2 separate regions of the Homo sapiens genome follow, and region 1 is linked to region 2. Evidence: read pairs that join two places in POLR2A ChIA-PET (ENCODE). Cell type or tissue: K562. All regions are shown on one strand. Each heading gives the region's core, and the rest is flanking DNA. Links, peaks and the distances in the headings are about the cores only.

Region 1 (16,996 bases), core at 6,686-10,685, 56 kb before region 2:
TCCTGCCTACCTAGAATGGCATTAAAGGCATAAAATGACTGATGAGAAGGCCTCCCAAATGGGACGGATGTCAAACATATAACAACCCTAGGCCAGGTGCCATGGCTCACTCCTGTAATCCCAGCACTTTGGGAAGCTGGGGCAGGTGGATCACCTTAGGTAAGGAGTTCAAGACCAGCCTGGCCAACACGGTGAAACCCTGTCTCTACTAAAAATACAACAATTAGCTGGGCATGGTGGCGGACGTATGTAGTCCTAGCTACTTGGGAGGCTGAGGCAGGAGAATCGCTTGAACCCAAGAGGCAGAAGTTGCAGTGAGCTCAGATCGCACCACTGCACTCCAACCTGGGCGACAAGAGTGAGACTCTGTCTCAAAAAATCAAACAGGCTGGGCGCGGTGGCTCATGCCTGTAATCCCAGCACTTTGGGAGGCCGAAGTGGGCAGATCACCTGAGGTCGAGAGTTCGAGACCAGCTTGACCAACATGGTGAAACCCCGTCTCTACTAAAAATACAAAATTAGCCAGGCATGGTGGCGCGTGCCTGTAATCCCAGCTACTTGGAAGGCTGAGGCAGGAGAATCGCTTGAACCTGGGAGGCGGAGGTTGAGGTGAGCCAAAATCGCGCCATTGCACTCCAGCCTGGGCAACAAGAGTGAAACTCCATCTCAAAACAAACAAACAAAAACAAACAAACAAACAAAAACCCTATTACTGACTCAGCACTTACTATGCGTCAAGCACCCAGCTAAGTATTTTAGACATAACCTCATTTTGTCTTCATAACATGCCTATGTAGTTTATCCTCATCCCCGTTTAACAGATGATGAAATGGAGGATCAGAGGAGATCAGCAGCAACTTCCCACAGCTGCACAGCTACACATAAAGCATCTCCTTTAATGACTGACATGAACATACCTGTCAAGCATTAACTATCAGCATTAATGGAAACGACTACAGGGAATGGAAATGGTATAGCCATCATCTAAAAACCATCTCCCGGGTTGGAAACCCACCAGCATTTCCCTTCCTGGTTCTGTCTGGCTCAGGTGTACATGGACAGGAAAATTAATTTCCATGACCCAAGTAGGTGCTTAGTTAATGTTAGATGAGCAGAAAGAAGCCCTGAGTTCAGAGATTCGATGGGGAACGGTGCAGGGAAGTGGGGCTCGGATTCTGGGGCCAAGAGAGTCATCTGAAAACCACAGAGAACTCAGACTAACAGGCCTGATGACCGATGAACAGCAGTTACTGTTGACTCAGCCAGGCACCGTGCCACGGCCTTACACGCTTTTCCCATGTCATCCTGGCAACAGGCTTAGAAGGTGGGCATTGCCACCTCCAATCATCAGCTGAGGAATCTGCAGCCCAGAGAGGAAAGGGGCTTGCTCAAGGGAAGGTGAGATCTAAGTGGTGGCACAGGACTGGAACCCAGGCCAGCCAGACTCCTACTCCAGTGCTCCCAACTTCTGTGAGACTACAGACATTGGGAGGTTGCAGTCTGGGCTGGAACCTGGTGTTCCCCCCAAGTCCCCAGCCACTCGTACCAGTCAGGGTCTCCTTGGCCAGCAGCAGGGCCTGCCCCTCGGCTTCCAGCTGCTCCCGGCGGGCCTCAAGCTGGGCCAGCTGCCATTGCACCTCAAACAGGCTGCCCTCCAGGGCTTCCTTCTCCAAGCTGCAGCACATACAGTGCGTGAGGCCCTGGGACTCAGCCTCCCTGGCCCCAGGAAACTGTGGATCTCAGGGAGTGGCCAGGCATGGGCCAAGTGCCAATCTACCTGCCTGGCCAGGCCCACACTCCCTGGGGAAGCCTGAGCCCACAGCTAGGACGAGTTGGCAAGCCAGACTCCTTAGTAACTGCCCCTGGGGGCCCGTGCCTGGGTGAGGCTGTTCATGGCGTGGCCCCAGGAGGACCGCCCAGGGCGGGTTGGGCAGAGCCCAAGGCCTTACTGCAGGTGTGTGGCCTCCTCTGACACGGTCCTGCCTTCACGCTCCGCAGGCCGCCAGCTGCACAGCCAGGCCAGCGTGCTCCTTGGCTAGCGCCTCCTTCTCCCGGGCCACTTGCCCCAGCGTCTCCACCTGTCACTGGGCCTCCCACCGGGCCTGCTCCAGCTCCTGCTCCCGCCTGCTCAGCTGCCAGGAGAGCTGGCTCCCACCCAGAGACTGAGTAGCACTCCCAGCATCCCCCAGCTTGTTCATCGTGCAGTACCCCAACTCTGGGCCTAACCCAGTCCTGGCAGAAGGCCTGGGTTCGAGCCCAGGGTCTGCCCTGATGTGCTATATGTACTTGGGCAAGTCATGACCTTCTCTAGATCTGCAATGCACGTGTGTACAAAAACCAGGGCCCGGCCGGACACGGTGGCTCACGCCTATAATCCCAGCACTTTGGCAGGTGGATCACTTGAGGTCAAGAGTTCAAGACCAGCCTGGCCAACGTGGTGAAACCCTGTCTCTACTAAAAATACAAAAATTAGCCGGGCATGGTGGTGCACGCCTGTAGTCCCTGCTACTTGGGACGCTGAGGCAGGCGAACAGCTTAAACCCCGGAGGCAGAGGTTGCAGTGAGCCCAGATCGTGCCACTGCACTCCAGCCTGGGCAACAGAGCAAGACTGTCAAAAAAAAAAAAAAAAAAAAAAAAAAAGAAAAGAAAAATGAGGGTCCTCACTCAGCTTTGGAAGTAACAGAACCCTTGTATTACTCTAAGCAGAGAAGCTGAATATATAAACCAGACCCAAATGCAGCTGCTCAGCAGGCCTCAAGGTGGAGACTTGCACCCTGCTTCCTGCACTCCCTACCCCATCCTCTAGAGGCACCTCCCAGAAACCCAGGCCCTCCAGGATGGACCTTGCATGAAGGTCCCTGGATCCCTGAAACATTAAGGTCTCTTCGAGATGTGAAGTTCCCAAAAGTCTAAGATTCCAATTCTAAAAAGTCTCCACCTATTATTAATCTGTATCATTATTATTATTATTATTGAGACGGAGTCTTGCTCTGTTGCCCAGGCTGCAGTGCAGTGGCACGATCTTGGCTCACTGCAACCTCTGCCTCCTGGGTTCAAGCGATTCTCCTGCCTCAGCCTCCTGAGTAGCTGGGACTACAGGCGCGTGCCACCACACCCAGCTAATTTTTTGTAGAGATAGGGTTTCACCGTGTTAGCCAGGATGGTCTTGATCTCCGGACCTCAGGTGATCCACCCGCCTCGGCTTCCCCAACTGCTGGGATTATAGGCGTGAGCCACTGCACCCGGCTAGCCCCATGTTATAAATGGGGCAACTGAGGTATGGGAGGTTGGGCAGCTTGTCCAAGGTCCCCAGCTAGGAGAAGTGGGACTGGATTTAACCCAGAAGCAGGCTCCAGTGCCTGTGACTTAACCCAGGACTGGATGCAGGAGGCTGCGAGCCTGGCCTGCCCCACATGCTCTCCAGACCACCCCACACACAGTTTGGCCTACCTGTGCTAGCTGCTCCTGCAGCCAACTGAGCTCATGGTGCAGTGTGGGGAGCTGTTGCTCCAGCGCCTCCTGGGCCTGCTCCGCCACTCATAGGGAGCCCTCCAGGCCCTGCCGTGCCACCTCCTGCTCCAACCACAGCTCCTCCAGCCACTCCTGCTCTGCCGGCGCCACTGTGGCCTCCTGCTCCGCCTGCCGCTGCCGGCCCTGCAGCATGGCCTTTTCTTCCTCCAGCTGTGGGCCGGAAAGGAGTGGGGCCTCATGAGCAGGGCGTCCCTCCCAGGACCAGGACGCCTCCTCCACCCACCCACCAGCCACGATAGCCCAGGGGAGGCTCCCAGGGAATGAGGGACAGTGCCCTTGGGTGTGTGGGACACTGGGGAGGGGGAGATGAGGAGGGCCCATGGAGCGTCGGTGCTTTGACTCCTAGAGAGGACAGACAGACAGACGGAGATAGACAGAGAACCAGAGACAGAAAGGGAGGCAGGGGCCAAGACAGGTGCAGGGCCGGGCCCAGGGTGCCTCACTGAGTGGGGAGGACGGGTGGGCAAGGTAGGTGGGCCCGCAGGTGCACAGTGTACCTGGGTGACAAGGCAGTTCAGATCCAACTTGTCCTGAGCAAGGCTCTCGTTGAGGGCGCTCAGCTTGGACAGGGAGTCCTGCAGGGAGGCCTCCTCTGCCCTCAGCTTGGTCACGGAGAGCTCGAGCTCCATGCGGCCAGCCTCACCCTGCAGGGTCAGGCCCCAAGAGATGAGGAAGGGCAGAAAGGTCGGGAGGAGGTGAGGAGAGACAAGAAGAGACCCAGAGAGATGGACCCTCGGAGACAGGGGAGGGGAGACAAGGAGGGGATACGGCGTGAGATGGAAAAAAAAATCACCGCAGAAAGCCTGCTGCTTATGGAGCCATTTAAAAGCCATGCACCGCAAAGCTGTGCAAAAATAGCTCAAGCTGCAGGGCAGGGCCAGAGTTCAGAGGATCCCCTGAGTAAGGTCTAGGGATAGCACTGCTCAGAGCCCAGGCTGCAGCGGACAGCGCAGGCCCCCCCGCCAAGGACCCTCTGCGCTGTGGCCACAACTCTCAGACTCCAGGAGCTGAATCTCAGGATGACCCTGAGCTATAGGCACTGCCCCCAGGAGCATCCAGAACAGCAGGGATACGGCCATAAAGAGAGGTCAGTCCACTTATGGCTGGGACCAGAGGTCCAGAGGTCTGTGGCCTGTGACAAAGATCAGCCTGTATCCAGAAGGAAGGGGTCAGTCTGTGACCAGGCTCAGAGGTCTGCCTGACACTGGGACCAGTCTGTGCCAGAGTGACAAGGCTTGGGGCTGGGGGTCAGAGGTAGGTTTGTGGTTGTGCAGCAGACAGGGACCCACCTTGGTCAGCGCCTCGGCCACCTCGGTCTTCTCGGCCTGCAGCATGTCCCGTTGCAGCGTGGCGCGGCTCAGCGCCTCCCTCACCTCCACCAGCTCCTTGGCCAGGACTGAGCGCTTCCCTTCCAGCTGCTCTAGTTGTCTATGGCTGTGGGACAAAGGGTGGGTGGGTGGCCCATGTCACTTTCCTGCCCGAACCTCCTGTAGCCAGCAAGATGCTGGGCCGGGGACCAGGCCTGAGGCACGAGTTTGGAGAGAAACAGCCTGAGCCACAGGGCAACCAAGCCCACTACCGCTTAGCTCCATGACCCTGGGCCTCCGTTTTCACATCTGCAAAATGAGGTAACACTTGCCTCGTGACATTGTTTGTTTTTTTGAGACAGAGTCTTGCTCTGTCGCCCAGTCTGGAGTACAGTGGTGCGATCCTGGCTGACTGCAACCTCTGCCTCCCAGGTTCAAGCAATTCTCCTGCCTCAGCCTCCCTAGTAGCTGGGATTACAGGTGCTCACCACCACACCTGACTAATTTTTGTAGTTTTAGTAGAGACGGGGTTTCCCCATGTTGGTCAGGCTGGTCTTGAACTCCTGACCTCAGGCGATTCGCCTGCCTCGGCCTCCCAAAGTGCTGGGATTACAGGCGTGAGCCACCGTGCCCAGCCTGTTTTAAGGATACAAACTTCACATGTGCTTAAAATAGTGCCTGACACATCTCCCCAAGGACCTTCAGAAACAAGAATAACATGCTCCACCACAGTCTACTAAACATCATCAGCGATCACGTCCCTGAGAGGTAAGCAGCGCAGTGGTGAAGAGGTTAACTCTGAAGGCAGAATGTCTGGGTTCAAATCCTGGCTCTTCTGCTAACTGTGTGACCTGGGGCAAGTGACATGGCTTCTCTGTGCCTCAGTTTACCATCCACAAAATGGAGATAACAGCTTCTATGTCACAGAGTTATCATGGAGTTAAATGAGAGAACTGAATTGCTTAAAATGGTATCTGGCACTTAGTGAAATTAGTAAGGATATTATTATTCTTCTAACTAAATTTTTAAAATACTACTACTAATATTACTAGTGTTATTTTAATTATTCTTGTTATTATCATCCAAGTTCTACCTTTTAACTAGTTCTCTGACTCCAGGTAAGTGACTATACCTCCCTGAGCCCCAGTTTCCTGAAATGGGTCTGGTTAGAAAACCCGACATCAGAGGGGTCCAGACGGTAGGAGGCCCAGGACCCAGTGGGTGTCACCTAACCCCATGGGGGCACTGTCAGGGGACCCGAGGCACATTTGAAGGGTCCTGGCAGGGAGGTGAGATGCTGCTAACCTGCGCTCAAGCTCCCGGCGAACCCGTGCGCCATTCTGCACCGCCTCTTCCTGCTCTTCCTCCAGCCGGTCCCGCTGGCGCTGCAGCTCCTCCTGGGCAACCTGCAGCTTCTCCCGCTCCTGCGGCAGCTCCTCGGCCTGCTGCTGGGCCACCTGCAGGCTGTGGACCAGGTTGCTCTTCTCCCTTCAGGACAAGGGGAGCGGGAGCAGAGGGGATGCTGGGGCTGCTCTCTCCAGGGAAGGTGGCTGGCTGCTCCTCTAGCCATGAGCTACATCCTCCCGTCTTCCAAGGCACCTGCCTCCAGGAAGCCTTCCCTGACCCTGCCCATAGCAGACTCATTTCACTCACACACTCCAGCAGAAGAACCTGGCTTTCCTTCTCCCCAGCCCGCCCACTTAGAGTGGATGGAGGTGCTGGCGTGATCTCTAAGCACTCTACCACGTAGAAGAGGCCAGGCTAGGCTCCTGGGACACACAGGCAATTGTGCCACCAGTTCTGCTAGGCCATGTGACCAGGAAATGTCCCCTAGAACACCCCATGCCCCTCAATTCTGGGAAGCCTGATAGAGCTGAGTCTGCAGATCCCACAGCTTCCTGCTACACAGGCACATGGTGGCCACGGCAGGGGAGGGAGGAGAAGGGAACAACTAGGACCCCAAAGACTTGCTGTGAGCTGCCACTTTCCCCACTGGTGGTAGGTGCAAAAAACTTCAAGACGTGATTTTTTTTTTTTTTTTTTTTTGAGATGGAGTCTCGCTCTGTTGCCCAGGCTGGAGTGCAGTGGCACGATCTCTCCTCACTGCAAGCTCCGCCTTCTGGGTTCACGCCATTCTCTTGCCTCAGCCTCCCGAGTATCTGGGAATACAGGCGCCCGCCACCACGCCTGGCTAATTTTTTTTTTTTTTTTTGAGACGGAGTCTCGCTTTGTCACGCAGGCTGGAGTGCAGTGGTGCCATCTCGGCTCACTGCAACCTCTGCCTCCCGAGTTCATGCCATTCTCCTGCCTCAGCCTCCCGAGTAGCCGGAACTACAGGCACTCGCCACGATGCCCGGCTAATTTTTTATATTTTTAGTACAGATGGGGTTTCACCGTGTTAGCCAGGTTGGTCTCAATCTCCTGACCTCGTGATCCACCCGCCTCGGCCTCCCAAAGTGTTGGGATTACAGGCGTGGGCCACCGCGTCCAGCAATTTTTTTGTTTTTACACACAGTCTCACTCTTGCCTAGGCTGGAGTGCAGTGACACAATCTCACTGCACTCCACACAGCTTGCTGCAATCTCCACCTCCAGAGTTCAAGCGATTCTCCTGCCTCAGCCTCCCGAGTAGCTGGGATTACAAGCGCCTATCACCACGCCCAGCTAATTTTTGCATTTTTATTTAGAAGTGGGGTTTCACCATGTTGGCCAGGCTGGTCTCAAATTCCTGACCTCAAGTGATCTGCACGCCTCGGCCTCCCAAAGTGCTGGGATTACAGGCGTTAGCCACTGTGCCTGGGCAATTTTTTAAATTTTTAGTAGAGATGGGGTTTCGCCATGTTGGCCAGTGCCTGCGGGACAAGACCGACGGCGCCACGCAGGTGTTCCTCTAGGGCCCGCCGCTCACTCTCGCTGTCGCTAAGCTGCTTCCGCAGGGTGCCCAGCAGGTCCTGGCTTGCCTCATAGCGCCCACGCATGTTCTGGGGCGTGGGGATCACAGAGTCTAGCGGGGGTCCTTTGAGGCCTCCAGAGCCCACCTACTCTCTTCTGGTTCCAGGGATACACACTAGCCTACGCTAGGCGGGGTCCAGGGCCTGGACCTGCCCTGGGGCAGGATAGGGGCCTAGGCCTGAGAGCCAGGCTTCCACTCCCCTCCTATGTGCCCTCACCACCCTCTGAACCCTCATCTCCCTGGGGTCCCGGACAACTCCTATCAAAGCCCCCGGGATGCCAGACAAACTCCCAGGCACACTCGTCTCCTGGGTTCTGATCCCACCCCCAGGGCTCCCAGGCTCCTCCCCCTTGCATCCTGGTTCCACTCTCACACTCCTCCCTACCCTGGCTCTGCCCCTAGTTCCCAAGCTCTCATCCTAGGCTGTGATTTCCCTTGCTAGACCTTTTCCCAGGGTCCTGGCTCTGTATGACCAGGGACCTGTCTCCCTCTCTACCAGGACCCTAACACTGTCGCAGCCTCCTCCCTCCACCGGCTGCCCAAGCACCCACCCCCAGCTGCCCAAGCACCCCCACTTCTGGGCTGGCTTCAGCGCAGAGCCCTCGACCACCTCCTTGGGGGTCCTGACACCCTCAGACACTATTTCTCAGGGCTCTGGCTGCACCCCAGGGCGCTCAGACTCCTCCCCCAGACACGCCCCCACCCCCACCTGGAGGGCGCGAGCCCCTCCCCCTGGGCCTCTGGCTGCGCCCAGAAAACTCAAGCCCCTTCCTACCTGGACCTTCAGCTGGCAAAAGTGCAGGGCGGAGAGAATCAGGGCAAGCGAGCGTGGAGTCTTCTGAGCAGGCCGGGGAGGGGCCTCTGCGGGGCGAACGGCCTCGGCCCGGCGAGGAGCGCCGCGGTGGAGACGGGGTCCGCTGGCCCGAGAGCCCCCGCAGGCTGCGGTCGGACGCTGTTGGACGCAGGCTGCCGCTCTCAGCGTCAGACAGGACGGCCTGAGGGTAAGGGAGGGAAGCAGGAGGCCGCAGAGTTAGGAACTTCGGGGTTAGCTGGCAAAAACGACCAGGGGAGGCTGGGGGCCGCCTCATCCCAAATGCTCCCGCTTACAAGAAGCCTTCTGATTTCACCTCCTCCACTAGCTCAGTCCTCAGCTCGCCGCTGAGGCATCCCATTTATTGCGAAGACATCATTTGGCATTGCTCACAGGTGGGCTCCGAGAGGGCCGTGCCTCCCCTCTGAGACTGGGGGCTCCCCAGGGCAGAGGCCGGGTGAGCTAGCAGGGGTGCTGAGCAGCTACAGCCTGGGTCCCAGGGCCCCACCCATCTGCAGTTCAATCCGAAGCCACCGAAAGGCGAGGCGGGGGAGCCCAGGACCGCCTGGCAGGGCCCTGTCTTCCCGCCTTTCTGGGCTCACACCTGTGCCAGGTCCCTTAGGCTCCGCTGTAGCCCCTCTCCATCCTCTGTCTCCAGGGCCGCCTGCTCCTGTAGCCGCAGGGATTCCTGGAGTGCGGTGAGGGAGACAAAGAGTGGTCGGGGTTCTGTCTTACCTGAAACCTCCCCTTTCCCTCCCTCCCTGGCCCACCACTGATCAGGTGGCCTCTGAAGCCATGTCCATAGGCCAGCCACCTGGTAGACCCCACAGCAGGCCCGAGGCCCTCAATGAACAGACCAGGCCCAGAGAAGAGCTGGGTTCTGCCCCAGGTCACACAGTCGATTGCAGGAGAGCTGGACCTAGAACCCAGGCCAGGCCCCACACAGAGGGGTGACTAAACCAGGCTGGACCCTGGGGGAGTGAGTGTCCCACTGGTGGGGGTGGACAGTTGGGATTCCAAAGGCAGCATCTGGACCTGGAGAGCGTGGATGGGAGTTCAAGTCCCAACTCTCCTGCTTACTGGCTCTGAGACTGGACAAGCATTTCCCCTCTTGGGCCTCAGTTTCCCATCCGTGTCATTAGGATTACTCTACAGGGCTGCTGGGAGGGAGAAATGGGATGGAGGAAGTGAGTGTGCTTCCCACAAAGCCTGCACACCTGTGTGGGCTGAACCTGAGTGTGAGTGGGATGCTGGGGGTGGCCCAGGCAGCCCAGCCCTAAGCCTGTGTCCATGGATCTGGCCGGTACCCCATCCCACCCTGCCCCATCTCAGGGGCAGCTGAAGCTCACCAGGGCCTCAAGCTTCTCGGTGAGGTCCTTGTCGACCTGATCCTTCTCCAGATTCTGCTTCTGTAGACGCTTCACTGCCAGGCCCAGCTCTGTCACTCTGGAGTTGGGGGAGCAACAGAGGTGAATACGGGACCACCCCAGCCTCTCAAATCCACTAGCTCTGTGTCCACCATGCTTCTCCAAACCCGAGGCAGGGACCCTAACATCCACCTCCCTGGCTGTGTGACCTTAAACAAGTTGTGGCTCCTCTCCAGACCTCACACTTCTCATCTGTGAAATGGGAATGAGGTTCCCACCAGCTTTATCTCATGGGAAAGCACTGGAGGACTTACCCAGGTGGCAGGAGTAAGGGGCACAAGTTGTTTTTTTGTGGTTTTCTTTTGAGACAGAGTTTCGCTGTGTCGTCCAGGCCGGAATACAGTGATGTGATCTTGGCTCACTGCAACCTCCACATCCTGGGTTCAAGCGATTCTCCTGTCTCAGCCTCCCTCGTAGCTGGGATTAGAGGCACACACCACCACACCCGACTAAGTTTTGTATTTTTAGTAGAGACAGGGTTTCGCCTATTGGGCAGGCTGGTCTTGAGCTCCTGACCTCAGGTAATCTCCCACCTTGGCCTCCCAAAGTGCTGGGATTACAGGTGTGAGCCACAGCACCCGGCCACAAGTTCTGTCATAGGAGGCTAAGCTGTTTATGATAAACACTGGGCAACTGCCTTCGGAACCTCAGTGGGGTGCCTGGGAAGGCTGGCTGAGCTCACAGAGGAAGGCCCTGCTCCTAGTGAACAGATGCTCCCTTCTCCCCAACTCTCCAGTTTTACCTTCTGCAGTGACGCCTGCCTCATGCAGCACCCACCAGGGACCCTCCTGGCACTGAGGTCAGCCTTGTCCAGGTCGCTTTGCATCTGCTGCTGGGACAGGTCCTTCTCGTGGAGCACCTTGTCCCGCAGCTGCTCCTCCAGCTGGGCCTGCTTCTCCAGGGCTGGCTCGACCCGGCTCTCTGCCAGCCGCAGGCCTGTGCTCATTCCCAGGCCGGCCTCCTGGACAGCTCCCCTCCCAGCTGCAGCGGGTCCCTTGGGAAGAGAACACAGGATGGGGATGGGATGGGGCTCACTCCCAACTACAAATTAAAACTAGTCTGGGGCTGGGTATGGCGGCCCACACCTATAATCCCAGCACTTTGGGAGGCCGAGGCGGGCAGATCACCTGAGGTCAGGAGTTCGAGACCAGCCTGGCCAACATGGTGAAACCCCATCTCTACCAAAAATACAAAAAATTAGCCAGGTGTGGTGGTGCACTCCTGTATTCCCAGCTACTTGGGAGGCTGAGGCAGGAGAATTGCTTGAACCTAGGAGGAGGAGGTTGCAGTAAGCTGAGATCATGCCACTGCACTCCAGTCTGGGCGACACAGCCAGACTGCGTCTCAAAAAAATAAATAAATAAAAAATAAATAAAACTACACTGGGCTGGGTGCGGTGGCATGCACCTGCAGTCCCAGCTATGCGGGAAGCTGAGGCAGGATTGCTTGAGCCCAGGAATTTGAGGCCAGCATGGGAAACATAGTGAGACTCCATCTCAAAAACTAAAGAGGAAGAAGAAAAAAACAACAACCCTACACTGGGATGCCATTTGTCCACTATCAGATTGGGAAAAAAAAAAAGGGACACATAATACACAAAGAGAGGCTCTGGGGCAACAGGCCTTCCCCTACACAGCTGGTGGGAGGGTGAGTACAATCACAATGGAGGGCACTGAGGGAGATCTTCGAAAACTATGCAGGCATAGGACCTTCCCCACCGGCTCCTCCTCTAAGAATGGATCCTACAGATATACCCCAGCACAGAGGAGATGGCTTGTGGACAAGGAGGTTCACTGCAGCATTGCTCATGTAAGATATCCTGGTGACAACCTAAATGTCTATCAAAAGGGGACTGCTACTAAGTACATGATGGTACATCCTTTAAGTGGAGAACTGTGGCCAAGAAAAACCAGTGGAGAAGTTCTTCCTGGCCTGATCCAGAGCCACCTCCCAGTTATAACTAGTAGGTGAAAAAAGCATCTTCAAGAACTGTGAAGATGAAATTTTACCAGGCGTATATACAAAAAAGTGTGTGTGTGTGTGTGTGTGTGTGTGTGTGTGTGTGCGCGTGTGTGATCTCATTTGCTCATATAAAATAACCCTGGAAGGTCACTTAAGAAACTGATAGGCCAGGCACGGTGGCTCATGCCTGTAATCCCAGCACTGTGGGAGACCGAGGCGGGAGGGTCACCTGAGGTCAGGAGTTCAAGACCAGCCTGGCCAATATGGCGAAATCCCGCCTCTATTAAAAATACAAAAATTAGCCAGGTGTGGTGGCTCATTCCTGTAATCCCAGCTACTTGGGAGGCGGAGGTGGGAGAATCACTTGAACCCGGGAGGCAGAGGTTGCAGTGAGCCAAGATCGTGCCACTGCACTCCAGCCTGGAGACTCGCAGCACAGCGAGACTCCATCTCAAAAAAAAAAAAAAGAAAAAAGAAAAAGAAACTGACAATGCTTCTTACGGTAACTTGGTGGCCAAAAAAAAAAAAAAAGAAAGAAAATAATTGTATATATAAAAAGAAAAAGAAGCTGATGATGCTGCTTGCCTCCAAGGAAGGAATGGGAATATCTGGGGTCAGAGGTGGGAGGGAGCCATTTTACTGTGTACCCTTTTGAAATGTGAATAGGTGACTTCATCAAAAGTAAAATATAAAAATTTGAAAGGCTACTTACAAAATTTTTTTTTCTTTTTGTTTCTTTTTCAGATGGAGTCTCGCTCTGTTGCCCAGGCTGGAGTGCACTGGTTTGACCTCGGCTCACTGCAACGTCCGCCTCTCCGGTTCAAGCGATTCTCCTGCCTCAGCCTCCCGAGTAACTGGAATTACAGATGTACGTCACAACACCCAGCTAATTTTTGTATTTTTAGAAGAGACGGGGATTCACCATGCTGGCCAGGTTGGTCTTGAACTCCTGACCTCAGGTGATCCACCCGCCTCAGCCTCCCAAAGTGCTGGGATTACAGGCATGAGCCATGACGCCTGGCCTTAAAATACATTAAAAATTATTTGTATTTTAAAAAATTAAAATGTATTTTAAGGCCAGGCGTGGTGGCCCATTTCTTGAGACATAGCAAGACCCTGTCTCAAAAAAAAAAAAAAAAATTAGCTGGGTATAGTGGTGAACACTTATAGTCCCAGCTATTTGGGAGGCTGAGGTGGGAGGATCACTTGAGCCTGGGAGGTCAAGCCTAACATGAGTTGTGATTGTGCCACTGCACTCCAGCCTGGGCGACAGAGAGAGACTGGCTCAAAAAAAAAGTATTTTAAGTCCATAATACAGGTTAAATCCTTTCCTTTCCTTTCCTGAATGACCTGTACCACTGGTTATCCAATAGTAAGGAGGGAAAGTGCCTCATTATAGAATTCTAATTAATATACACAGGAGTGACTAAATGAGAAGCTCACAGTTTTGCAGCCTCTAATGAGTGGGTTGGATCTTGAAAAGAGAGACAGCTGGCATAGGGACATCCTGATGGAAGAACACATTCTACTTATGGAGTCTTGATCAAACGAAAAAGCAAGCAGAAGAGCCTGAATCTGACCTAGCTTTACATCCAACATCCAATTTACAGGAAATACATGGGATAAAGAAATATGTTAATTGACACCATAAGGATGCAACCAGCAAAATCCAGACCATGAGAATCTCCAAGGACAACTAGCCCAGTTTCCTGAACAAATAAGTTAAAAAGGACTTCAAAGACAAAGCATGGGCCGGGCACGGTGGCTCACTCTTGTAATCCCAGCACTTTGGGAGACCAAGGTAGGTGGATCACCTGAGGTCAAGACCAGCCTGGCCAACATGGTGAAGCTCCCATGTCTACTAAAAATACAAAAGTTAGCTGGGCGTGGTGGCGCACTCCTGTAATCCCAGCTACTCAAGAGGCTGAAGCCATAGAATTGCTGAACCCAGGAGGCAGAGGTTGTAGTGAGCCAAGATCCTGCCACTGCACTCCAGCCTGGGCAACAAAGCGAGACTCCATCTCAAACAAACAAACAAACAAACAACCAAACAAACAAACAAAACAAAGCAACCATTCGCACTTTGTGAATGTCTATGGATCCGGATTCAAACAAATTGTAAAGAAAAAACTAAAGCAAGACTATCTGTGACTTTTTATTTATTTATTTATTTTGAGACAGAGTTTCACTCTGTCACCCAGGCTGGAGTGCAGTGGTGTGATCTCGACTCACTGAAACCTCCGCCTCCTGGGTTCAAGCGAGTCTGGTGCCTCAGCCTCCCCAGTAGCTGGGATTACAGGCATGTGTCACCACACCTGGATAATTTTTGTATTTTTAGTAGAGATGGGGGTTTCACCATGTTGGCCAGGCTGGTCCCGAACTCCAGACCTCAGATGATCTGCCCGCCTTGGCCTCCCGAAGTATTGGGATTATAGGTGTGAGCCACTGCACCTGGCCTATCTGTGGCATTTATGAGACATATGGAAAATTTAGACGCTGGCTATTTGATGATATTAAGAAAAGATTATTAAACCAGGTGCAGTTTCTCATGCCTGTAATCCCAGCACCTTGGGAGGCCAAGGCAGGAGGATCACTGGGGCACAGGAATTCTAGACCCGTCTGGGCAACAAAGTGAGAACTCGACTCTACGAGAAATAAAAAAATCAGCAAGCCTGGTGGCATGGACCCGTGGTCCCAACTGCACAGGACCTGAGGTAGGAGGATTGCTTCAGACCAGGAGGCCAAGGCTGCAGTGAGCCATAAAGAAAAGAAAAGATTACTAACTAAAAGTAAGTCCTTGATATCAGCCAGATGACACTAAATCCCATCCATTCCCCTGAGCTCACAGGGGGGCTGCCTAGACTCCAGAAAAAAGGCTGTGCCTAGTCCTAGACTCTGGCATGCAGGAGGTCAGAAGGCTGAATTCTCCACTAAACTCAAAAGTATAACCAGTCCAGACTGGGTGTGGTGGCCCGTGCCTGTAATCCCAGCACTTTGGGAGGCCGAGGCGGGCAGATCACCTGAGGTCAGGAGTTCGGGACGAGCCTGGCCACATGGTGAAACCCCATCCCTACTAAAAACACAAAAATTAGCTGGGCGTGGTGGCACATTCGTATAATCCCCGCTACTCGGGAGGCAGAGGCAGGAGAATCGCTTGAACCTTGGTGGGGCAGAGGTTGTAGTAAGCCGAGATCGTGTCATTGTACTTCAGCCCGGGCAACAAGAGTAAGACTCTGTCTCAAAAAAAAAAAAAAAAAAAAAGTATGTGGCCGGGTGCGGTGGCTCACGCCTGTAATCCCAGCACTTTGGGAGGCTGAGGCGGGCAGATCATGAGGTCAGTAGTTCAAGACCAGCCTGGCCAACATGGTGAAATTGCGACTCTACTAAAAATACAAAAAGTAGCTGGGCGTGGTGGCATGTGCCTGTAATACCAGCTACTTGGGAGGCGGAGGCAGGAGAATTGCTTGAACCTGGGAGGCGGAGGTTGCAGTGAGCCATGATCGCACCACTGCACTCTAGTCTGGGTGACAGAGCAAGACTCCGTCTCAAAAAAAAAAAAAAAAAAAAAAAGTAGCCCTCTCTAAGTCTTAATTCCTTCATCTGTAAAAACAGAATAATGACTTATGTTAGAGATGCTGTGAAGAGCCCAGGGAATAACAAGTGCTGTCTGCATACCACATAACCTGTCCGCTCTCAAAGGTGGCTGGGCTGATGATGTCTGGAAGAAGAAGGCTGGGAGAAATGCTGGTTCCCAAAGTGGTCAGTACCAAGGCCACCTAGTCCAACCCTTGCCCCTAGGCCTGTGGTTCCTTTGGGGCAGATTCCAGTCTCGCCACCACCCAGCCAGGGGAGTCTGTGTTGAATGGGCCATGTCCTGGAAGTATGAAAGGCTCAGCCCTCTGAGCTGCTGGATGGCTCTGTCCTGTACCCGCCAGTCCATAAATGGTCAGCAGAGCACATGGCCCACCTACCCGAGCCAAAGGAGTTGGGAAAAATCTGTCTGGGTGGCCCCCTCATCCTCTCAACACACAGGCCTAGAGGGAAAAGGGTACTGTCTAATGCCAGTCAGTGCTGTCCTGAGCTCAGCTGCTAAGAATAGCAGGGAGTGAGGTGGTGGTAACCAGCAGGACTCAGGCAGAACAGAGGCCCATTACACACCTGGCTGCCCACAGGCTGCCACCACCTGCTCTTCCACCTTTCATGCCAGTTCCTACCCTACTCATCCACACAGACAGAAAGCTCTGGAAGGGGACGAAGGTGGCACAAAGCACCCTGACAAAGTAGCCACTACCCAGGCTCAGGGATCACATATTCCCCCAGTGTAAGCCACTCCCAGCCCTGAGCTGTAGGAGCAGAGATGCACAAAGGCCCCTCCCCACTGCTGCTCTGTCCCAGGCCAAGGCCAGGTGGTGGCTATGCAGTCGGGGTGCTCAGCTAGTAGCATAGAAGGCTAAAGCCAACCCCATCTCTGAATACCCCAGTGGACCAAGGATAAAGGAGCCTTTCTCAAAAGCAGTTACAGGCCAAGCATGGTGGCTCACACCTGTAGTCTCAGCACTTTGGGAGGCTGAGGTGGGAGAATCACTTGAGCCCAGGGGTTTGAGACCAGCCTGGGTGCCACAGTAAGACCCTGCCTCTTAAAAAAAAAAAAAAATTTAGCTGGGTGCTGTGGCATGTGCTTGTGGTCCCAGCTATGTGGGAGGCTGAGGTGGGAGGATTCCTTGAGCCTGGAACTTTGAGGTTGCAGTGAGCTATGACTGGGACATAGCGAGACCCTGCCTCAAAAGAAAACAGTTCTTAACAAGCCCACACTTGGAGTGGCTACTCTTGTACCTGACCCCCAAAGTCGTGTGCCTGATCCTGAGAGCAGACTGCACATATCTGTGGGCAGTCGGCCTGAGACAGCCACCACTGAGTGCCTACAGCACGGCCCATTTGGCCAAGACCAGCAACTTCCCTGACCTTTTTGGATCTCCTAGGTCCCAGTTCAGGGCCCTGAATCCCC
Region 2 (13,663 bases), core at 6,011-10,010:
AGATTTCTTTCCTCAATTTTCAATGGAGACATTCAACTGAAGAGACAAATCCAGAGTTTTCTCCACATGTTGGGTCTGGGAGTCATTATGACTTTTTCAAAGACAGGAGCTGTGACATGGAATCATGCTTCTTCTCAAGCTGAGAAGCCAAGCTAGGTCCAGGCTGAGTCATAAACTTGAGCCCACCAAGGAAATCATCCTTCACATTGACCTCGCAGAGCTTTGGCTGTTCTCTGTTCTTTGCCCAACACCCAAGACACACACCAGCTCTGGCCAACAAACCTTAACATATGATCTATATCAACCAAAGCTACATTTATTCCCAAATCTCCTTCTAAAATACAAACCTGTACTTTCTACTCTCAACTTCTAAATCTACCAAGGCCTCATATGCATCTGAGTCACAGATGCTAAAACTTAACCGGTTTTCTGAGGATTATTTGAGGAAGGGGTATGCATGCAAATGTATATACATAATTCATGTGATTTAGGAATATGGACTCTATGACTTCCAGATGCAGATTTAGAACCTTTTTAAAAAATATTTTGTTTTTGTTGTCTTGCAAATCAGCCAGATCTGCAACTTACCAGAGTAAAGCCAAACCAAGCGGGACCCTTAGGAAATGCGCTAAGATGTCATCCACTTTCAGTGTCAGCCTGTGAAAATTCAGGCGACAGAAGAGAATAAAGAGAATCTTAAGGAATTTCTGGAACCAAAGCTAATATTAAGCAGGCCTCTTGCTGGCAGACCAGTGGAAATTGTACCTGGTCAACAATCTGTCTAGATTGAGGAGGTCTAAAATGTAGCCACAGGTTCAAATACTTTTCTGTTTGTTTCCCAACCTCGATTAAACTCACAAAATTTAGGGACCAAAAAAACAAACAAACAAACAAAAAAAAAAACAAACCACGACGTTCCCACCCAGTCTCGAATCAGGGACTTTTCTCGTGTGAGGCGAACATGATAACCACTACACCACAGAAACTGCATATGCACCAAAAAAGGCAAAATATCATCATGAAAATCTTAGATCAGCCATTTCTATTATCGTTTCCAAAGTAAGAAATTCAACTGCATTTCGAAATTCGACTGAAAAAAGCCCAATAAGCACCAGCCATCAAGAAGACTATGGCTCCCAATAGGCCCAGGCTTAGCGTTCCGCGCCCACCCCCAACACGAAAACCATGGGGACCCACACCCGGGCTTCGGGGACACATACCCGGGCTTCGGGCTCCCGCATCCTCCCCTGGGTATGCAGTTCCAGAACTAAGCGCCGTGTGCGGGATCCTCCCGGCTGACACTCTTCGGCTCCCAGAAGCTGCAGGAGCCGGCGGGCTTTGAGCCTCCGAGCCCTGGGCGCCCCGTGCCTCTCAGGAGGGTGGACGCCGCCCTTCCAGGGATGCGGACCCCGCCTCGGGGCCTTTTCCCCGGCGCCGGCCGTCGGGGCTCTTGGCTCTTCTCGTCCTCCCAGGAACCGTAGAACCCTCCTTGCCCTCCCTCCCGTAGGCCGAGGGGCGTGAGCTGCGCCTGTTTCCTCACGGACCCTTTGGCCTCAGCGCCTCGATGTCTTGCAATTCTTAGCTCACGGCTCTTCCTCCTATAACAAGGCCCTTCCATGTCATGTCCCCTACTCCCTCTTAGCACCAGAGAGATGTCTCCCCTGCCCCACAGGTCACATTCCATGAGTGGTGAAGTTTCTAGAGTTGTAACCATGGCATCTCCAGCCCTGTGTGTTCCTCTCCATGCTCCCCATTGAGCAGTCTTGATCCTATATTAGCCCCAGGAAATGAAATAGAAACAGGACCCTACGTTAAAAAGTTGCAGTGGAGATGTGGTGGCCACCAGGGGCTGGAACTGTGGGGTGACTGAGAGTATCCAAAGCCCTGTGGCCAACTTACTGGTGCTGAGTGTGCTGGTGAGCCTCTCTGTCAGCTGGCTTCCCCGGGCCAGTTGCTCCCGGAAGCTCTGTCCCAGGTAGTAGTCAATGTCATTGCTCCTTAGGAGATCCTCAAAAGATTTTACTGTATCTTTTGCATGCTGGGTGAGAAGATAACAAACACCTCTCCCTTCTCGTATTTTTTGCCGTAGGTAAGACAGTTCCCGGGCCTGATCCTGAATCAGGGAATCATATTTCCTAATGCAGGACAGAAGAGGAAAGGGTGGATGATAAGTTATGGGGGCTTCTGTAGAGATTTCTATGAGAACATCTCTAAGGAACTCCCCCAAACTGAATTCTGGCACATAAGCCATAGGAGGCATTTAACAGCAAATTCTACCCTGATAAAGTATCGCACTAAAAATTTTAGTATGGGCCGGGCGTGGTGGCTCATGCCTGTAATCCCAGCACTTTGGGAGGCTGAGGCAGGCAGATCATAGGTCAAGAGTTCGTGACAAGCCTGGCCAATATGGTGAAACCCCTCCTCTACTAAAAACACACACAAAAATTAGCTGGGCATGGTGGCACATGCCTGTAATCCCAGCTACTTGGGAGGCTGAGGGAGGAGAATTGCTTGAACCTGGGAGGTAGAGGTTGCAGTGAGCCGAGATGGCACCACTGCACTCCAGCCTGGGTGACAGAGTGAGACTCTGTATCAAAACAAAACAAAACAAAAATTTACCATGCCACTGTTCTTCAACTGTTATATATATGTTAATTATATGTCCCTAGATAAATTTTTTGGGAGCTGGGCCTCCAGCTGGGATACTCTCTGGAGGAGACTCTTCAGGTCCTTTTTGGCCTGAAGTCCTGGAGAGTAGAAAGCCCCAGTGCCATCAGACAGCCACAACTCATCCTCATCAGTGACACTATGAGGTGAAGACCCCTCCAGGGTGTCAGGAGCTCTCAGCTTCCAGGGTCTTTCCAGACTAGATGAATAATCACTTGTAACCAAGAGGGACTGGACCCGGTTCTTGAGGTTTTGAATGACCTTGTTGGCATTCTGCAGCTGGGCCTTCAGATCTTTGATGTCCTTTCATAGGACCCAGATGTTTTCTGACTTTCCATATACCCAGAACTCTTCCTGCCTCCCTAGTTCATTCTCCAAGGGCTTCCTCTCAGAGGAACTAGCCAGCGTTCAGCCCCGGCGCCCCTGCTCAGAGCACAGCCCCTCCACCAGGACCATTTCCTTGCGGCTGCTGTGCTCCTCATGCTCTGAAAAAAGACAAAGATGTCTTCCTAAATAAAAGTTGGATGTGCTGTTGTGGCCACTGCCTTTGAGAGGAGGCAGGTTTGGTCATGAGGACAATAATTACTAGGGAATAAGGTGAAGTCGTACTTTATTCAACCCTGACACTGTACTAGGCATTCAAATACAGTATTTCTTATCCTCCTTATACCCACAAGTTAGGTTTCACCACTTTCTATTTTACTGACTGGGGAAACCAAAACTTAAAGAGAGGTGGTAAACCAGCTTGTTCTAGATCACTCAAACTAGCACATGGCAGAGCCTGAATTCAAATCCTCCAACGTCCTGTGTTCATTCCACACACACTGATGTTTCTCAAGCCATTAACATGGCCTTATCTAGTTAGGATAGCCACAAGAACGCAGGACAAGCTATTTCTGCATGCTGCAAGTTTAATGCTCTCTAAAGTTTACTATAATTTAAAAGTTTATTGGGTTACCACTGTGTGAAAAATAGGCATAGGAAAATAAGACTTCGAATAAATATATCAGCATGTTAACATCAGTGTATTGGGGCAGTGGTAGTCAGAATGAGAACTAATCCACAGCATTTTACCTGATGCCAGACACTGTTCTAAAGCATTTTATAAGAATTTACTCATTTAATTCACATTAGTATCTGATGGGGTAGGTAGTTCCTTTATTACTATTTTAACATATGAAGAAACTGGGGCATAGGAAAGTTTACAAATTGGGATTTGAAGCAACAAGTCTGGCCCCAGGATCTTTTCTCTTAACTGCCACACTACACTTCCTCAAGAATGAGAGAGACTGTGTTTTTCTTCTCTTCTGGTTTTCTTTTTTTTTTTTTTTAGTTTGTAAGCAAACATTTATAGCCATGATTCCACAGATGTGGTAAGTAAACCAACAGCCATTCCTAAATAAAATACAAGAATTTCCATCATGCATAGTTTACAGGCTTGGTAAGAAGCAGTCTCTTTAGGGGCTAGATGCTTAAGAAATATTCAACAAACAATGAAATCTTGGCTTTTTTTTTTTTTTTTACACAAATGTTTGGTTATTTAGCCACATTAGTGATAAAACATATTCATATTCTAACTGCAAGTGGAATAAACATTGCAACAAAAATGCAACCCAATCAAAATCATTAGTAATAACTATTACTCCCTCTTAGCAGTAAGAACCATTATTCTTGGATTTCAAACATTTTATTTTCTGTGCATAGCTTATAGCACTGTATTATAGGAATCAGAGTGTATAAGCAAAAAAATGAAATAAAACTTCTTGAAGACCATTTCCATTATTTATGATTAAATCAATGAAACTATACAATTTCCACATTAAATACAAATTAGTAAAAGAATTCCTCCAAGTAGTATTGCATATAAGCTACAACTTTACCCCAACTATTTTAATCACTATGATTCGAGATTTCCTAGGATTTAACAGCCCAAGATTGGGCTGTTACTACCTCAGCAAGAACAATCACCAGTAAATACATGAACTGGGGTTATAGCTGAATTTTTAGAAACTCTCCAGACAAACCACGTGTTAGAGGAGGTAAGTAGAAAAACTAATGTTTGAGCTGTGCTATTCCTACCAGGAACTATGTCAAATATGCAAAGTTCAAACATTCTTAGTAAAATAATATGAAAGGATCTATATATACTGTAAATTTAGCAAAAACACTTTTATGTACAGAAGCCTAAATATCTTAGGAGGTTTAGAATACCAATGAAGAGAATTGTTAATTCTTCAAGGCTGGTTTCTTATGAGGATTAAAAACCAGCCCTTAGTCTCAGATGCATTCCACCTAGATGTGTTCACGAACTCCATAGAGTAAGAAATATAAACCATGAATATGTACTCTTAATTTCCATTCTTCAACTTAATGTTCTATAGTACTTCAGATTTTTAAATCCAGAGTTTGGTGTACACTTAGGAAATTATAGTAAGAGTAGATTAGAGAAGATTTGCTTGTTTTCCTTTTGAAGCCATGTGAAGGTTTATTACCCTGTGTATTTTCATCACTGAAAAGTTCCCCGGTGACTAATAAAATAAAAGTGTCACAAGCTACATGATGGATCTCTTCTTTTAATGTTGCATACAGTTTCAGTTTGGCTAGTGAGGGCTAACTAGCTCAGCCCTAGTTTCATTTTATTAGAGTTGACCACTAAAAACTAAATAAGGAAGTTACCAGTAAAGCTAATTCCCAATACAAGCAAAAAACAAAAACAAAAAACAAAAACAAAACCATTCGCATAATAAAATATATCCTTAACACAAAATAAGGGTATAACATATTCTGCAGCATGACATTTTATTTTATTTCTCAGCTGTAGCTTTTTCATTCAGAAATTGGAGACCATCTTTTCACTGAGTTGTTATTCCTTCCTCTTCCCTTAGCTTAGGGATATGTTGAAAAAGGCTTTTCAACAAGTATTTTATTTTTTACAAGTTGCTATGAAATTAAAATTTATATATATATCTTAAGTGTTTATAAAGCACTCAAAATTGTAGCTTACATGTATATGACTTCTGAAAATAAAAATCACACTTCTAACATAATCTTTCTGCTCTGCAAAAATATTCTACATACATGCATATGATCAAAACAATCTTTTCATGTTTGGGGTATTTCTTACACATAGTAAAAGAAAAGTCAACAATTATATCAGTACTTCCCCTGTTAAGATAACTGAGTGCCACCTAGTGTTCAATTTCTGCAACTACTAAGCTTACAAATTCAATACTGCTATTAAAACCCAGGTTCTGAAAACGGCATTTTGGAAATCTTTTTTTTTTTTTTTTATGTTTACGGTGGCAAAATACGACTATGAAAAGAACATGATATCAAAATCAGTATAAAAATAGCCACAGGCTACTTAAATATGACAAACAGACTTATTTTTTTTCTTCAAATGCAGACTTCTGCCTCCCTCAAATTGTATCAAAATCTCAAGGGAATATCTAGGTAACTGGAATATACACAATGACTCTATACAATCAAGAGGCCAGGGCTTAATCAGATTCCGTGAGGACAAGGCAAATGATTTCTTCAAAACACCCATTTTCTTACTGGAAGTGGTAGGAAAAGCAGCAATGCATGGTTTTTTTTTTTTTTTTTTTTGTAATTAGTAGACATGGTCTTCTACCCATAAGCTCCATTACATTAAAAGAACAAAGTGGGCTTAACATCTCACTTAAGATAATTCAGCATTATTATCAGTTTTAAAAAAACCAAAAATATCTTAGAAACAAATCAGTCTGCTTTAACAAATTGCATTCATGCTAATGAAATTTTAATCTTCTTTGTCATGATCAAAATCCAAATTGTAGGACAATCTTCAGAAAAGATGGAATGTAAAATGTTGAGTTCAATTTAGATGTCATCAATATCTTCATCATCATCTCCAATGTCATCAAACTGAATTTCATCATCATCTCCAGGACCAAATGTATCAGTTTCATTGATTTTAGCATGCTCTGGAAGCTCGCCGTATGCCTGCAGACTTCTAGCTTCGTCTGCATTGTATTTTAAAATTACATCAGCTTTGTTATCCTGGTAGTCTCGGAGACCAACCAAAATAATGTCCGAGGTATTTATCCAAACCTTTTTTCTCAATTTTCCTCTGATGTGACATAACCTCTTTACACCATCGAAACACATTGCTTCTAGCCGTCCATTTCCCAACATTTTGATTACCTGAGCATACTCCTGACCATCCTCTTTGAATACCAGTTCTCTTTTTTCAGATTCATTCTCATTCTTACCCCTGCGTCTATTTTTACCTCCTTTACCTTTATTCTTGGGCATGGCGGTGGCGGCGACCTCGCGGCGTCTCTGACTTCTTTCCGGGTAGCGGCGACCGCGGCGGCTGCTGCTCCGAGGGGCGACACGAGGGAGCGCGCGGGACCAAGTAGGTGCTGGAGGCCAGGCAACGTGCGCGGGAGAGGCTGGCGACCCAGCTCTTCGGAGATCCGCCTGCGTCCACGCTCGGCGGCAGCAAAATGCTCTTCTGGTTTTCAATGTGGTGGGTGGCCCTATGGTTGTAGTCCTTTTATAATGCAAAACAAAATTATTTTTAACTTACGGTTTGCATGTTTCCAAAACCTCATGTGGTCTCTAAGTAGGCCTTAGTATTTCTATAATAATCAGTTGGCTAGAACTTTATATTATTATTATTATTATTATTATTATTATTATTATTAGCAGTGTGCCACAAACTAATTGTAGAAATTCAAACTTATACGCAGCCTCATTTTGGGTAAGAGTTCTCCTATTAACCTCCTGTCCTCCTCTTCCCCACTACTTGTCAGGTGTGGAATTGGCCAACAGCACCCAAATGTGATAGCTGACTCCAGGGAGGGAAGGTGAGCCCCACACCCTGTGCTCTTACCGGGACTGGTGGTTTCCTCCTGTTCAGCCTCATTCTTGCTTTGGCCACAAGTCTCATAGCCCAGGTCCTGGAGGTCCACCTGGACCTGTTTACTGTCCTGCTTCAGCAAGGGTTCACCTGCGTGGGAAGAGACAGCAGGTGTTACAGAATGTCTGAATTTCCCACATATGCCCTCAGCCTCAATGGCACATACCCTAACCTTGTGGGGCAGGGAGGGCAGATCCACAGTGCGAGAGAAGCTTCTTTGAACTGGTGGGAGAAGAGACCACCAGCTCCAGGAAGCAGAATTTCTTTCCACAGGAGGAGCCTGCATTTGCCATTGATAATCTCCCCTTCAGATAACCTAGGCCTTAGTTGGGACAAGGTATCTGTAAGTCAGGGATTGTGTACTCTCATCTCTAGCAGCCCCATTGAAGCTGGCAAGTGCTTTATCAGCAGGGGTTCAATAAATGTTGAATGGAGCTGAACTAATTTAGAGTCCCAAGACACCTAGACCTGCACTGTCCAATAAGGTAGTTAGTAGCCACATATGGCCACTTTATACTAAATTAACTAAAATTAAATAAAACCAAATGTCCAAGTTGCACTAGCCACACTTCATGTGCTCAATAACCACGTTATGTCTGTATAGAACATACAGAGCTTATAAGACGTACAGGCTAGTTCTTTACTAGTAAGTCATAGTTACCTACTAAGTATAACTCTGTATTTCTCCAGCTCGTTCGCCTGAGCAAAGACAGTGGCTTCTGATAGCAGCAGCTTCTCCTGGAGATCTTGATAGCGTTGTTTGCATTGTGACAGCTGGGAGCGCAGGTGCTGGGTGGACCCTGGTGGGCTAAACGCTGATTGGGCCCAGTGTCACAAGGCTGGGACTGGTTCTCCAACTGTGAAAGGGGCCAAGACAAGGATCAGGACAGTCCGAGGCCACCCCCATGCAGTGATGACCACGGCCCGTTGTGAACCCCGTGGACTTTACTCAAGTCTGTCACAGCACTTCTCATGCCATTTGGCAGTGACTTGCTTTCCAGATGGAGCTCCTGGAGTGCTGGGATAATGTTTTCTTCATATCTGTATCCACAGCACACAGCACAGCGCCAATCAAGTCTACAGAGGAGCTCTTAGGAAACGTTTTCTCAGTGGTCAAAAAGAGAAGGGGTGGAACCCTCCACTCATCTCCCCTCACATTCTGTGCCATCGATTCTCTCAGAATCCCCTGTATTCCCCATTTTACTGAATCTTCAGCATGGCTCCTCCCCTAAACAGGATCCCAATAACCCATCTGAGGTCCAGGAACAGACACCTGTGATGAGCTGTGACCAAAAAAAAAAAAAAAAATGGCATTGATAAGGAAGGGATGTCATTACATACTACTTGTCTGGGCTGCCTCATAACCTGATGCATCCCTATGTTACAGCAGTTACCCCCTCCTATTAAAATTACCTGTTTATGTGCCATCTTTCCTTACCATATTAAGTATCTCAAGGGCAGCCATTGGTTTTATTGCCCCATGCCAATGCCTAGTGTGTTATCTGAAAAATTAAGTACTCAAGAAATATTTATATTGTAAAAGGCTTTCTAAAGGCTGAATGTAGGCTGAATATTATTACTGTTGTTTGTGGTACAAAGAGACCTTTCTCTTGGTACCTCTTGATTCACATGGGAGAACGTTTTAAAGTAAACACTGTCATCTCGAGCCCTTCTCCAGTGGTTTTTCATTCCATCTAAGCCTACATTGACTTGGTGGGCATCCACTGTGAAGGTAGCCCCAAGGTCAAGGCTCTGGGGTCTGGGGCAAGGCCTCACAGTCACATTCCCCTCCTCTTGGTGTTGGTGCTTCCCAGGAGAACCAACCAGTTCTGTGTTTATTCTGTCGATGGTGCTGGTCAGATGCACAAGGAGCTCTGGAGTAAGTTTACTATTCCCTTCTTTGCTACTCAGCACAAGTTGTTCTTGAGGAGGTTGATGATATTGTGGGCATTCTTCAGTTTTCCCTGGAGCTTTCTGAACTCAGCCTGAAGACTACTCTCACTCAGACCCTCTTTGGCAACCACAGTCTCAACCACCACCTTGCCCTTCTCCTTGTCTTCCTCAATCTCCCATCCCTCAGACATTTCTGCTCTTTCAGCTCTGCATTCTCAAGGCAAAGATGGGTTCTGGGTCTCCACAGTTGCCAGACTTTTCTCCAAAGCCACCTTGAGGAACTAAAAGAAAATCATGCTTTGAAGAAGTTAGGCCATTAAAGAGGGCCCAAGAGAAACATGAGATTGCAAAGGTAGTTTTTGATGAGAACAAAAACAAACAAAAAAAGCAGATCTAAAATGAACTCCCTACCCAGAACCTCCTTAGTCAGGCAATAAGAGCAATAAGATCTCAAGACTAAGTTTTATTATTATTATTATTATTATTATTATTATTATTATTATTATTTGAGACAGGGTCTCGCTCTGTTGCCGGGGTGGAGCGCAGTGGTGAGATCATGGCTCACTGCAGCCACGACCTCCTGGGCTCACGTAATCCTCCCACCTCAGCCTCCCAAGTAGCTGGAACCACAGGTGTGTGCCACTACACCCAGCTAATTTTTTTTTTTTTAATCGAGACGGAGTCTCGCTCTGTCACCCAGGCTGGAGTGCAGTGGCACGATCTCGGCTCACTGCAACCTCTGCCTCCCAGGTTCAAGCGATTTTCCTGCCTCAGCCTTCTGAGTAGCTGGGATTATAGGAGCGTGCCACCATGCCCAGCTAATTTTTGTATTTTTAGTAGAGACGGGGTTTCACCATGTTGGTCAGGCTGGTCTTGAACTCCTGACCTCAGGTGATCATTCTGCCTCAGCCTCCCAAAGTGCTGGGATTACAGGCGTGAGCCACTGAGCCCGGCCCACCCAGCTAATTTTTTTTTTTTTGAAATGGAGTCTCACTCTGTTGCCCAGGCTGGAGTACAAAATGGCGTGATCCCGGCTAACTGCAACCTCCGCTTCCCAGATTCAAGTGATTCTCCTGCCTCAGCCTCCCGAGTAGCTGGGATTACAGGCATGTGCCATCACACCCACCTAATTTTTATATTTTTAGTAGAGACGGGGTTTCACCATGTTGGCCAGGCTGGTCTTGAACTCCTGACCTCAGGTGATCTACGCGCTTCAGCCTCCCAAAGTGCTGGGATTACAGGTATGATCCACTGTGTGCAGCCCCGTGCAGCTAATTAAAAAAAATTTTTTTTCGTAGGCCTGGTGTGAAGGCTCATGCCTGTAATCCCAGCACTTTGGGAGGCTGAGGCGGGTGGATCACCTGAGGTCAGGAGTTCGAGACCAGCATGACCAACATGGCAAAACCCGGCCTCTACTAAAAATACAAAAATTAGCCAGGCGTGGTGGCAGGCGCCTGTAATCCCAACTACCTGGGAGGCTGAGGCAGGAGAATCACTTGAACCCAGGAGGTAGAGGTTGCAGTGAGCCAAGATTGTGCCATTGCACTCCAGCCTGGGCAACAAGAGCAAAACTCTGTCTCAAAAAAAAAAAAAAAAAGGCCAGGCTTGATGGCTCATGCCTATAATCCCACAACTTTGGGAGGCCGAGGCGGGTGGATCACTTCAGGTCAGGAGTTTGAGACCAGTTTGGCCAACATGGTGAAACCCATCTCTACTAAAAATACAAAATTAGCTGGGTGCGGTGGCACATGCTTGTAATCCCAGCTACTTGGGAGGCTGAGGCAGGAGAATCACTTGAACCCAGGAGGCAGAGGTTGCATGAGCCCAGATCGCCACTGCACTCCAGACTGGGTGACAAGAGTGAAACCCCATCTCAAAAAAAGAAAAAAAAAATTTTTTTTTTTTTTCAGAATGAGGTCTCACTGCATTGCCCAGGCTGGTCTCAAACTTCTGGACTCAAGTGGTCCCCCTGCCTTGGCCTCTCAAAGTGCTGGGATTACATGTGTAAGCCACCATGCCTGGCCAAAGACTTACTTTTACAGGAGGAGTATAAAACATCTCATTAGTAATTTTCATAATTGATTATGTGTCGAAATAATATTTTTGATATTTTGTGTCAAGTAACACTACTAAAATTAAGCTCACCTATATCCTTCTACATTTTCACTGTGGCTACTAGAAAATTTTAAATTACATCTGTGGCTCTCATTACATTTCTATTGGACAGCACTGGGCTGGGTGAGATGACTAGGGGCAGAAAGTACATTCTGAGGGCCAGACAATCAAGGTGATTGATACTGGGGTTAGGTTAACTGAAGGGTAGAAAAGGCCAGGTTAATAGGAGGCAGGGACTGAGTAACCGGGAACAAAGTTATCAGAGCATGAGAGAGAGATTCTGGGGGTCAGCCGTCTGGGATATTATAGGGAGGAAGGAGGCTGTGCTACAAGGGCCAAGAGACAGGAGGATGCACTCAAGTTGGCCTGGATGAAGGGACGACCCTCTGCGACTTGGGTGGGGGTAAGGGTGGCAGGCTGGGGCCAGCCCTGCACTCACCGCTTCTGCTTCCTAGAAGGAGAAACAGTGTCACTTGGTACCTCCACCTCAGGGGCGCAGTCAAGACCCGCTGCCAGGCCAGCCTCTGCCTGACCGCCGGCTCACCTCTCTTCTTCCAGCTTCTTCCGCAGGAGGTCCCACCTCCAGGCGGGCATGCTGGCCAGCCGGGCCTCCTCCTCCTCCTGAAACACAACCACAAAGCTTCAGAGCCTGCAGGGGCTGGGAGATAGGGGGCACCCTCAACCTGGGGACCTGAAGGAGTCAGGGTCACAGGAAGTGACCCTTTGGATGCATTTCTGTGGGACAAGTGGATGGAGGTGCCTGGTCACACCCCCTCAGAGCTGGCCTCCTTTCTCCTAGTAACCCAGACCCTTGTGTCCTACAGGAGGCACCAGAGAGATCAGAGCTGAGTGGGACAGAAGCAGAGAAAAAGTAGCCGGGACCCAGAGGTCCTGAGCCTGATTCCCCACAGGGGCAGGTGGCCAATGGCCACAGGTCCAAGATCTCTGGGCAGACGCAGATGCGGGCCCCCACCCAGCCTCTTGGCTCAGGGAGATTCAGGCTGCCCCTGGCTCCCCTGAGAAGGACCTTCAGCCCATGGTTGCCCTCTTCCCAACAGAGTGGATACGTGCTCTACAATCGTGGGGCTGCAATGACATCAGGGGCAGGTGTGGTGTCCAACATAGGCAGTTTACAGCAAACAGTTTTATTTCCTGAATATTACAGAGGAGAAAGGGTCTGTACACCGCACACTTCACACAGAACACTGCACACGTGGCTCCCTTGACCTCAGCCAAGGAGGTAGCTGTGAACTCCAGTGGAAAACCAGAGAGCAGGCCACACTGCCCCAGGGAGGAGCCGCAGCCCCTCACTCAGAGGGGCTTCTTCTGCTGCCTGGCTCCACACAGAGCTCAGCAAGACCACGGGGCCAGAGGGGGACACCTGGTTTGTTCTGTGCCTGCCCTGCCTATCCGACCAACGCCCCACACAACCTGCTCACGATGGGACCTCAGAGGCTGAGGCAGCCTGGTCCTGGGCCCTCCGGGCTGCTCAAGGCCACAGTCCTGGGTTCTTCCCGCTGCTTCACGCCTCTGGAGGGCGTCAGACAGGCGTCCAGGCCCACGTTAAGACGCTCGAGGGTGAACTGCGAATTCCGAATTCCGCTGCTCAGATGTCAAACAGCTCTGCCTCCTTCTCCTTCCAGAAGGAGAAGCTGCGGTCGATGTAGCGGCAGATGTCCTCGTTGCTGAATTCGCCCATCTCAGACACTAGTTCCAAAGGGTCTTCGGCGGGGGCTTCGGAACCCGGAGAGTCTGAGATCCGGGGAGGCGCGGCGGGGAGGCGCGGCGGGCCGGCGGGCGGGCGGGCGGTGGCGGCGGCTGCGGCACAGGGGCCAGGGCCTCGCGCTGCCCCTTGGGCGGGTCCCCCTTCTGAACCGGAGCGGCCTCTTCGGTCCGCTCCTGTTCTTTCCCCTTCTCTTCCTTTTTCTTCGCCTGTTCTTCGGGGGCCGGCCCAGCCTCCAGGCCGTTTCCGAAGAACCTGTGCCTGAGGTCCTCGAAGCCGTCGCTCCAGCCGCGCCGGCCGGCCTCCACCTCCTCCAGCACCACGCGGTGGAAGAGGCGGATGCGCTCCCACGGGTGGCT

Evidence for each region. Peaks named below come from ENCODE experiments on the same cell type or tissue, not always from the same donor. Only the 100,000 strongest peaks of a DNase experiment are listed, where the experiment ranks them.
Region 1: POLR2A ChIA-PET joins it to region 2 with 7 read pairs; 6 of 35 experiments call an interaction of 5 or more read pairs at or near these places.

What each region holds. Positions count from the first base shown.
Region 1 is chr1:16,622,324-16,639,319 of GRCh38, forward strand. It overlaps the pseudogene CROCCP2. Among named protein-coding and RNA genes, the nearest start is that of NBPF1, 17 kb to the left of the region's middle. RefSeq lists enhancers at 1,508-2,018, 14,240-14,740, 15,715-16,606 and a silencer at 2,699-2,768. In K562, for the core only: no CTCF peak of the experiment used is centred there; DNase peaks (open chromatin) are centred at 8,041, 8,508, 9,098, 9,576 and 1 weaker place.
Region 2 is chr1:16,679,093-16,692,755 of GRCh38, forward strand. It overlaps the pseudogene EIF1AXP1 and the pseudogene ESPNP. Among named protein-coding and RNA genes, the nearest start is that of TRG-CCC4-1, 7.6 kb to the left of the region's middle. In K562, for the core only: no CTCF peak of the experiment used is centred there; no DNase peak of the experiment used is centred there.